2 separate regions of the Homo sapiens genome follow, and region 1 is linked to region 2. The links are chromatin contacts, found by Hi-C or POLR2A ChIA-PET in ENCODE. All regions are on one chromosome and are shown on one strand. Each heading gives the region's core, a stretch centred on a gene start or an enhancer-like site at or near the end of the contact. The rest is flanking DNA. Distances are from core to core; before and after follow the strand shown.

Region 1 (3,292 bases), core at 612-3,111, 47 kb before region 2:
AAACCCCTTCTTCACCTTTTCCACCTCCAGCCTGTGCAGAGGCAGATAGATACTGGGGACCTGTTGTACTTTGTTCTGCATCTTCACTAGTGGAAATAAGAGTTCTCTTAGGCTCACTGCTCGGGGGTGGCCTGTAAGATGTTCTTGAGTCTAGTGCTTTCTCTTTTAATTTGGGTGCCTTGTGTCATTGGATGTGTAATGTGGTCTCGAGCTAAATGTGCAGACAGCAGCATCTGAGACATATCCAGAGAGCAGAGGCAGCATTTCTTTGAATTCAGCAAAACCATAATTATTGTGTTTTCTTTTCAGAACTGTGTTTTACGCAAATAATCTTCGGCAAAGTCTTACTCTTATTGTAGATACTCATTTTAATTCTGTGTGTTAACTTGCACCACAGTTTTGCATAATTTACTATCCTCCTCCAGAAAGCTCTACAGTGTTCCATTGGTCAACGCTTTTGCCAGTAATGTCAGAAATAATGGGTTGGGTGATCTTACTTTCTATATTTAAACAAAATTTTGTCAATTTTCAGTTAGTTGCTTGTTTTCCCTGACCACTGGGCTATCTCGTATTTCTGGTCTTCAGTCATGTTGTTCCTTTTGTGTGGTGTAACCTTTAGCATTTACGTGCCTTGGCCACCTCTCGTTGCTTAGAACAGACCCAATCTCCAGAAGGTTTTCTGGGTGTTCTTCTTTTCCCTCGGGTTCCCCTTTGCTGCCCCGAGCACCATTGTGTACCTCTTGCCACAGTGTGCTTTTGTTACTCCATTTCACAGTAGGTTCCTCTATCAGCATCTTGCACAGTTGCCTAGCAACATAGTTTAATGTGTTGGAGGCAAGAAGGGAGGAAATTCACACCATGTTCATCCTACTCAGTGTGAACTGAGTCTATAGTTGATATCCTCTTTGTGTCACTCAATGTTGTCCTGCCTGAGTTCAGGCTTGGTTCTTACGTTGCGGCAGCTCTTTTGCCTTTATTTAGGCAACAGACCAGAAATAGAAACCCTTGAATTTTTTTTTTTTTATTCCTTTATTTTCCTTGCCAGCACCTTGGTTAGATTTCTTAACTACTTTTTTCTTGAGTCTTTGTAAAGTATAATTACACTTTACTGTGCTTACGATCTAAAGAATACTTAATCAGTGTTATTTTTTATTTTTATGTTTTATTTTTGTATTGATTAGGTCTTGCCATGTTGCCCAGACTGGTCTCGGACTCCTGGACTCAAGCAGTCCTCCCACCTTGGCCTCCCAAAGTGCTGGGATTACAGGCATGGGCCACCACACTTGGCCTCACTTTTATTTCTTAAAGTCACTGCCCAATAAACATTCCAAGTTTCCACTAGTTTTTGTTTTTGGACATTTGTTCCATCCAACATCGTGGTGGCATTATATTTTAGTAGATTGTCCAAACATGGGTAAGAAAGATCAACTATGAAAGGAGGTGTCGAACACATTGGCTTTCCCACCTGAATTTGTTCTTTATTCTTTGGATGTATAAAAAACAAGAATAAAACTCACAGGGAGAGTTTGAAGGAACTGTGAAGATTCGTTCTAATTTACATAGTTTACACAACCCATAGCCCTAGGGAAAGTGCCAAAGAACAGCTTTGCAGAGGACTGAAGTCCTCCTGGGAAGAAGAGTCCCTTCGCATCAGATGGCTCTCTTGAGTTTACTTTGCTGCTAAAAAAGTGAGCTGGATTGAGGGGAAGGTTTTCTATTTTTCAAGCTTTGCCAGAACACTTGGCTTAACAAACAGCTGTTTGAAGTCTTAATTGTGTCTCTGTATTTCCAGGGACGCGTTCTGACCTCTTATTAGCAACACAGCTAGGGCTGGCTGGCATGCTTTGTGGTGCCAAACATAGCTGTACCAGCCTGGAAGGTATCCAAACCGAACAAGATATTGAAGTCAGAAGGAACAAGTGGTACAAATTCTCTCTTAGTCAGAGTTTGGAAAGCCTTCGTATTGAAATTCATGCGGACAGATTTGACACACTTCTGAAAATTTTTTTCATCAACTGACATTTCAGTTCTTCCAGGCCTGGAATAGTGGGTTTCAGTCAACAAGGCACCAATATCTTTTTAAATTTGCCCATAGTAGCCAGCTTTTGGGGTGTATGAATATTAGTGGCAGCCTTGGAGCTTGAACGTTGCATCAATGACCTCTGTTAACAGCTAACCATATGATATCCACAAAATAATGAATTTACATTTCTCATGGGCCCTGGCTTTAGCCATTACCTCGAGAGTCAGTCTGAGCATCACTTTTAAGCATTCATTCATTGAGTGTCCCTGTCTCTTAGTACTGTGATGGTCCATGTTTTGAGTAAGTAATGCCATCCTTCAAGCAAAGGAACATATATATGCTTTGAGTTGTTTTTCTGGTAGTGGTAGGTACATTTGCATCAGAGTCAGTAAGTTCTTAAATACCATCAGCCATAGTCAAAAACAGTTTTTTTTTTTTGAGACGGAGTCTCTGTTGCCCAGGCTGGAGTGCAGTGGCACGATCTTGGCTCACTGCAGCCTCTGCCTCTCTGGTTCAAGCAATTATCCTGTCTCGGCCTCCTGAGTAGCTGGGGACTACAGGCATGCACCCCCACACCCGGCTAATTTTTTTTTTTTTTTTTTTGGTGGAGACGGTTTCACCATGTTGCCCAGACTGGTCTTGAACCCCTGACCTCAAGTGATCAGCCCGCCTCGGCCTCCCAAAGTGCTGGGATTACAGGTGTAAGCTACTGCGCCTGGCCCAGAAACAGTTTTTAACCAGTGCAACTCATACCCATCCATCCAGAGTCCTTGTCTCAGTCTCACATTCTGATCTAACAGCTGAGCTCAGAGCAGCAAAGGAATAAATGGGAGTTTTTCTCAATATAAGGTTGACTATGCCTTCTTATATTTTGCCTTCTTAAATTTTCATATCTTTGGCTCATGGACTGTGGTGTAAAGAAACCTTCAATTTTCCTATAACATTGTGCTGCTACTCCTGTTCCAGCTTAAAATCATTTAAATACGTTACTTTTGATATGTCGCATTGTGAACTCCTAGGTTAGGAATGTCTAGGGGTAAGTTGATGCAAAATGAGGATAATCATTAATTATTAAATTTCTAAGATGTTCTTTTTATATACCAAAGCTGTGTTTTAGAAGGATGACTTTGAGTAGTGTGGATTGAAGTAGGGGAGAGGCCAGATACAGAGGACCTAGGCTGGAGCCAGCTTATCTGGGTTCAAACTTTGGCTGTGCCATTTGCCATGATCATGATGTTGGGCAAGTTTTGTTCTTTTTTTAAACTTCTT
Region 2 (3,159 bases), core at 455-2,954:
AATGGAGAAGACAGGAAGTTCTGCCGCCATGGAGAGTGTGGAGAATAGAAACCAGCACTTGAAGATTCTAAACAATTCACACCTCAGCTGTGAAGTCGGGATTTTGAATTAAATTGTTATTTCCATGTTTTTTACTTTCAGTTATTTTCTAGTTAATGTATTATCATAGGACCCTCCCCAGGAGTCCGGCAGATCACTTCATCAGTTATATATAAAGAAGTAATTAGATTCAACACTCAGATCACTACTTAGTTTAGATTACATTAAGATTGTTTTGTTTTTGAATGGGGGATAGAAAACCATTTTCCTTTTATTTTATTTACTTATTTTTGAGACAGAGTCTCGCTCTGTCCCCCAGGCTGGAGTCCAATGGCATGCCTCAGCTCACTGCAACCTCCACCTCCCAGGTTCAAGCAGTTCTCCCTGCCCCACCCTCCGAGTACCTGGGATTACAGGTGCCTGACACCACGCCCGGCTTATTTTTGTATTTTTAGTAGAGATGGGGTTTTGCCATATTGGCCAGGCTGGTCTTGAACTCCTGACCTCAGGTGATCCACCCACCTCGACCTCCCAAAGTGCTGGGATTACAGGCTGGAGCCACTGCTTCCAGCCACCATTTCCCATTTATAACTGATGTAAAGCGTGAGACTTTTCCATTTCAAAAATGAACTGACCAGCCTGGCCAACATGGTGAAACCCTGTTTCTGCTAAAAATAGAAAATAACCCAGGCATAGTGGCACACACCTGTAGTCCCAGCTACTTGGGAGGCTGAGGCCAGAGAATCATTTGAATCCAGGAGGCGGAGGTTGTAGTGAGGCGAGATGGCGCCATTGCACTTTAGCCTGGGCGAAGAGCAAAACTCTGTCTCCAAAAAAAAAAAAAAAAAAAAAAAAAAAACTGGGTGCGGTGGCTCACACCTGTAATCCCAGCACTTTGGGAGGCCGAGGCAGGCAGATCACCTGAGGTCAGAAGTTCGAGACCAGCCTGGCGAACATGGTAAAACCCTGTCTCTACTAAAAAAAAAAAAAAAAAAAAAAATACAAAAATGGCCTCGGCGTGGTGGCGTGTGCCTGTAATCCCAGCTACTCAGGAGGCTGAGAGAGAAGAATCACTTGAACCCGAGAGGCAGATGAGCCAAGATCGTGCCACTACACTCCAGCCTGAGTGACAGAGTAAGACTGTGTCTCCCAAAACAAACAAACAAACTGAATATCTTATTTGGTTTTAGAACCACTTAATGTGTGATTAAAATGTAGATTTTTTTTTTGAAACGTAGATTTTAAATTTATAGTTGTGGCCCGGCATGGTGGCTCATGCCTGTAATCCCAGCCCTTTAGGAGGCTGAGGCGGGCCGATCATGAGGTCAGGAGTTTGAGACCAGCCTGACCAATATGGTGAAACACTGTCCCTACTAAAAAAATACAAAAATTAGCCAGGCGTGGTGGCACATGCCTGTATTCCCAGCTACTCCGGAGGCTGAAGCAGGAGAATCACTTGAACCTAGGAGGCAGAGGTTGCAGTGAGCCGAGACTGAGCCATTGCATTCCAGCCTGGGTGAAAGAGCAAGACTCCATCCATCTTTAAAAAAAAAAAAAAAAGAAAAGAAAAACATGTGTGACACCTGTCTTTCTTTAGTTTTATACTGACCCAAGTGTAACTGAAACCTTATAAGATGAGGGGAACAAGCAGTAAATCACTGGGTGGTGGCCAAAACCACGGGGGCAGCCACGTGCTCGGCTGGACGCTGCCTGTTTGCTCAGCAGAAACTCTCAAACTTCCATTTTCTCAAGTAGAATCTTTTAAGGATTTAATGCATTTATTGTTTTAGAAGCAAAGCAGGTGTCATGACTCTCTTTAACAACACACACACCTCTGCAAAAAAGGTTCAAGAATCAACAGTTGTCAGATGTTTCTTAGTTTTAGGATGTTTTGAGCCTGTGATTTGAAACACTGCTCATTATTGGGGCCCTGGGCTCTTAGAAACCACCTGCATTGCATGGGTGGAAGTGGGCCTCTGTGGGGCCAGAAGTGCCGTGGAATATACCCTTGCTAATGAAGCTTTCTCACCTTCCACATTTTGTCTTAACATGTAAAGCAGTATTTTTTCCAAATGCGAGGCATCTTGTGCTGAGTGGCTTCCTTGAGGCTCAGTGCTGCCACCTGCCGGATTGATTTTCTGAAGCCTTTGGTTTCCATCAGCTGAAAGACTGAAGGAGAGGAGGGACTCATTCATTCATTGAACAAGCACTCTCAGAGAATGCCTTTTTTTTTTTTTTTTTTTTTAATGAGATGGAGTGTCACTCTGTCGCACAGGCTGGAGTACAGTGGCCCAATCTCGGCTCACTGCAAGCTCCTCCTCCCGGGTTCACACCATTCTCCTGCCTCAGCCTCCCGAGTAGCTGTGACTACAGGCATCTGCCACCACACCTGGCTAATTTTTTGTATTTTTAGTAGAGACGGGGTTTCACTGTGTTAGCCATGGTGGTCTCGATATCCTGACCTTATGATCCGCCCACCTCGGCCTCCCAAAGTGCTGGGATTACAGGCATGAGCCACCGCATCCGGCCGAGAATGCCGAGAGTGCCCGGCCAGGTGAACAGGACAGGCAGAAGCGCCCTCGCTAGGCTGGTGTTTTAGCCAAATATCCTGTGACAGACCCTGTGAGCTAGTACCAGCCAGCCACGCTGTTGCCGGTTTTGCTTGCCAGTATAAAAGGGTGTGATCTAGTGATGGAGAAGCTTTTGGGTTTTGAAGTCTGGGCCTCTTTTATTGTCCCAGTACGTCCTTTTGTTCAGAGACCTTTTCCCCATGAGTGGAGCTAAAATTCCTGAATGGAAAACATTACTTTGAACTATTCCCAGTTACGAGAGAATTGTTGAAAGTATTTCCAGCCCTCCTCACCTTCTTCCTGCATATAAGATTTTAATTATTTTTTTATTCAAAGGATGTTAAGTCACACTCCTTTGTCTTAAGTACGGCTGTTTTTATTTGGTAGGGTTCAGGGCACATGGACTCTTTTTTTTTTTTTTTTTGAGACAGAGTTTCACTCTTGTTACCCAGGTTGGAGTGCAATGGCGCGATCTCAGCTCACCACAACCTCGGCCTCCCAGGTTCAAGTGATTCTCCTGCCTCAGCCTCCCGAGTAGCTGGGATTACAG

What was found. A loop is a pair of places that touch in the nucleus more often than their neighbours do. ChIA-PET counts read pairs that join two places held with the same protein, here RNA polymerase II (POLR2A). Pooled maps may share reads with other maps.
Region 1: a map of K562 shows a loop between it and region 2 (7-fold over the local background). The contact joins two enhancer-like sites. A Hi-C loop is called at or near these places in 10 of 168 maps with a recorded cell type or tissue (CD4-positive, alpha-beta T cell, IMR-90, K562 and 6 more), 7 of 37 single-sample maps with no recorded cell type and 18 of 50 pooled maps. POLR2A ChIA-PET finds 5 or more read pairs at or near these places in 33 of 52 experiments (A549, AG04449, AG04450 and 25 more).

The regions. Positions count from the first base shown.
Region 1 is chr17:75,369,025-75,372,316 of GRCh38, reverse strand. All of the region lies in intron 2 of GRB2 (growth factor receptor bound protein 2), which reads left to right. Among named protein-coding and RNA genes, the nearest start is that of GRB2, 35 kb to the left of the region's middle. Within about 2 kb of position 1,861, at least 11 of the 41 ENCODE cell types and tissues checked have a DNase peak (open chromatin) inside an H3K27ac peak, as active enhancers do; they include OCI-LY7, where a contact is called at or near this core.
Region 2 is chr17:75,322,247-75,325,405 of GRCh38, reverse strand. The region is part of intron 4 of GRB2 (growth factor receptor bound protein 2); the gene reads left to right. Among named protein-coding and RNA genes, the nearest start is that of SLC25A19, 34 kb to the right of the region's middle. RefSeq lists an enhancer at 1,959-2,148. Within about 2 kb of position 1,704, at least 8 of the 41 ENCODE cell types and tissues checked have a DNase peak (open chromatin) inside an H3K27ac peak, as active enhancers do; they include OCI-LY7, where a contact is called at or near this core.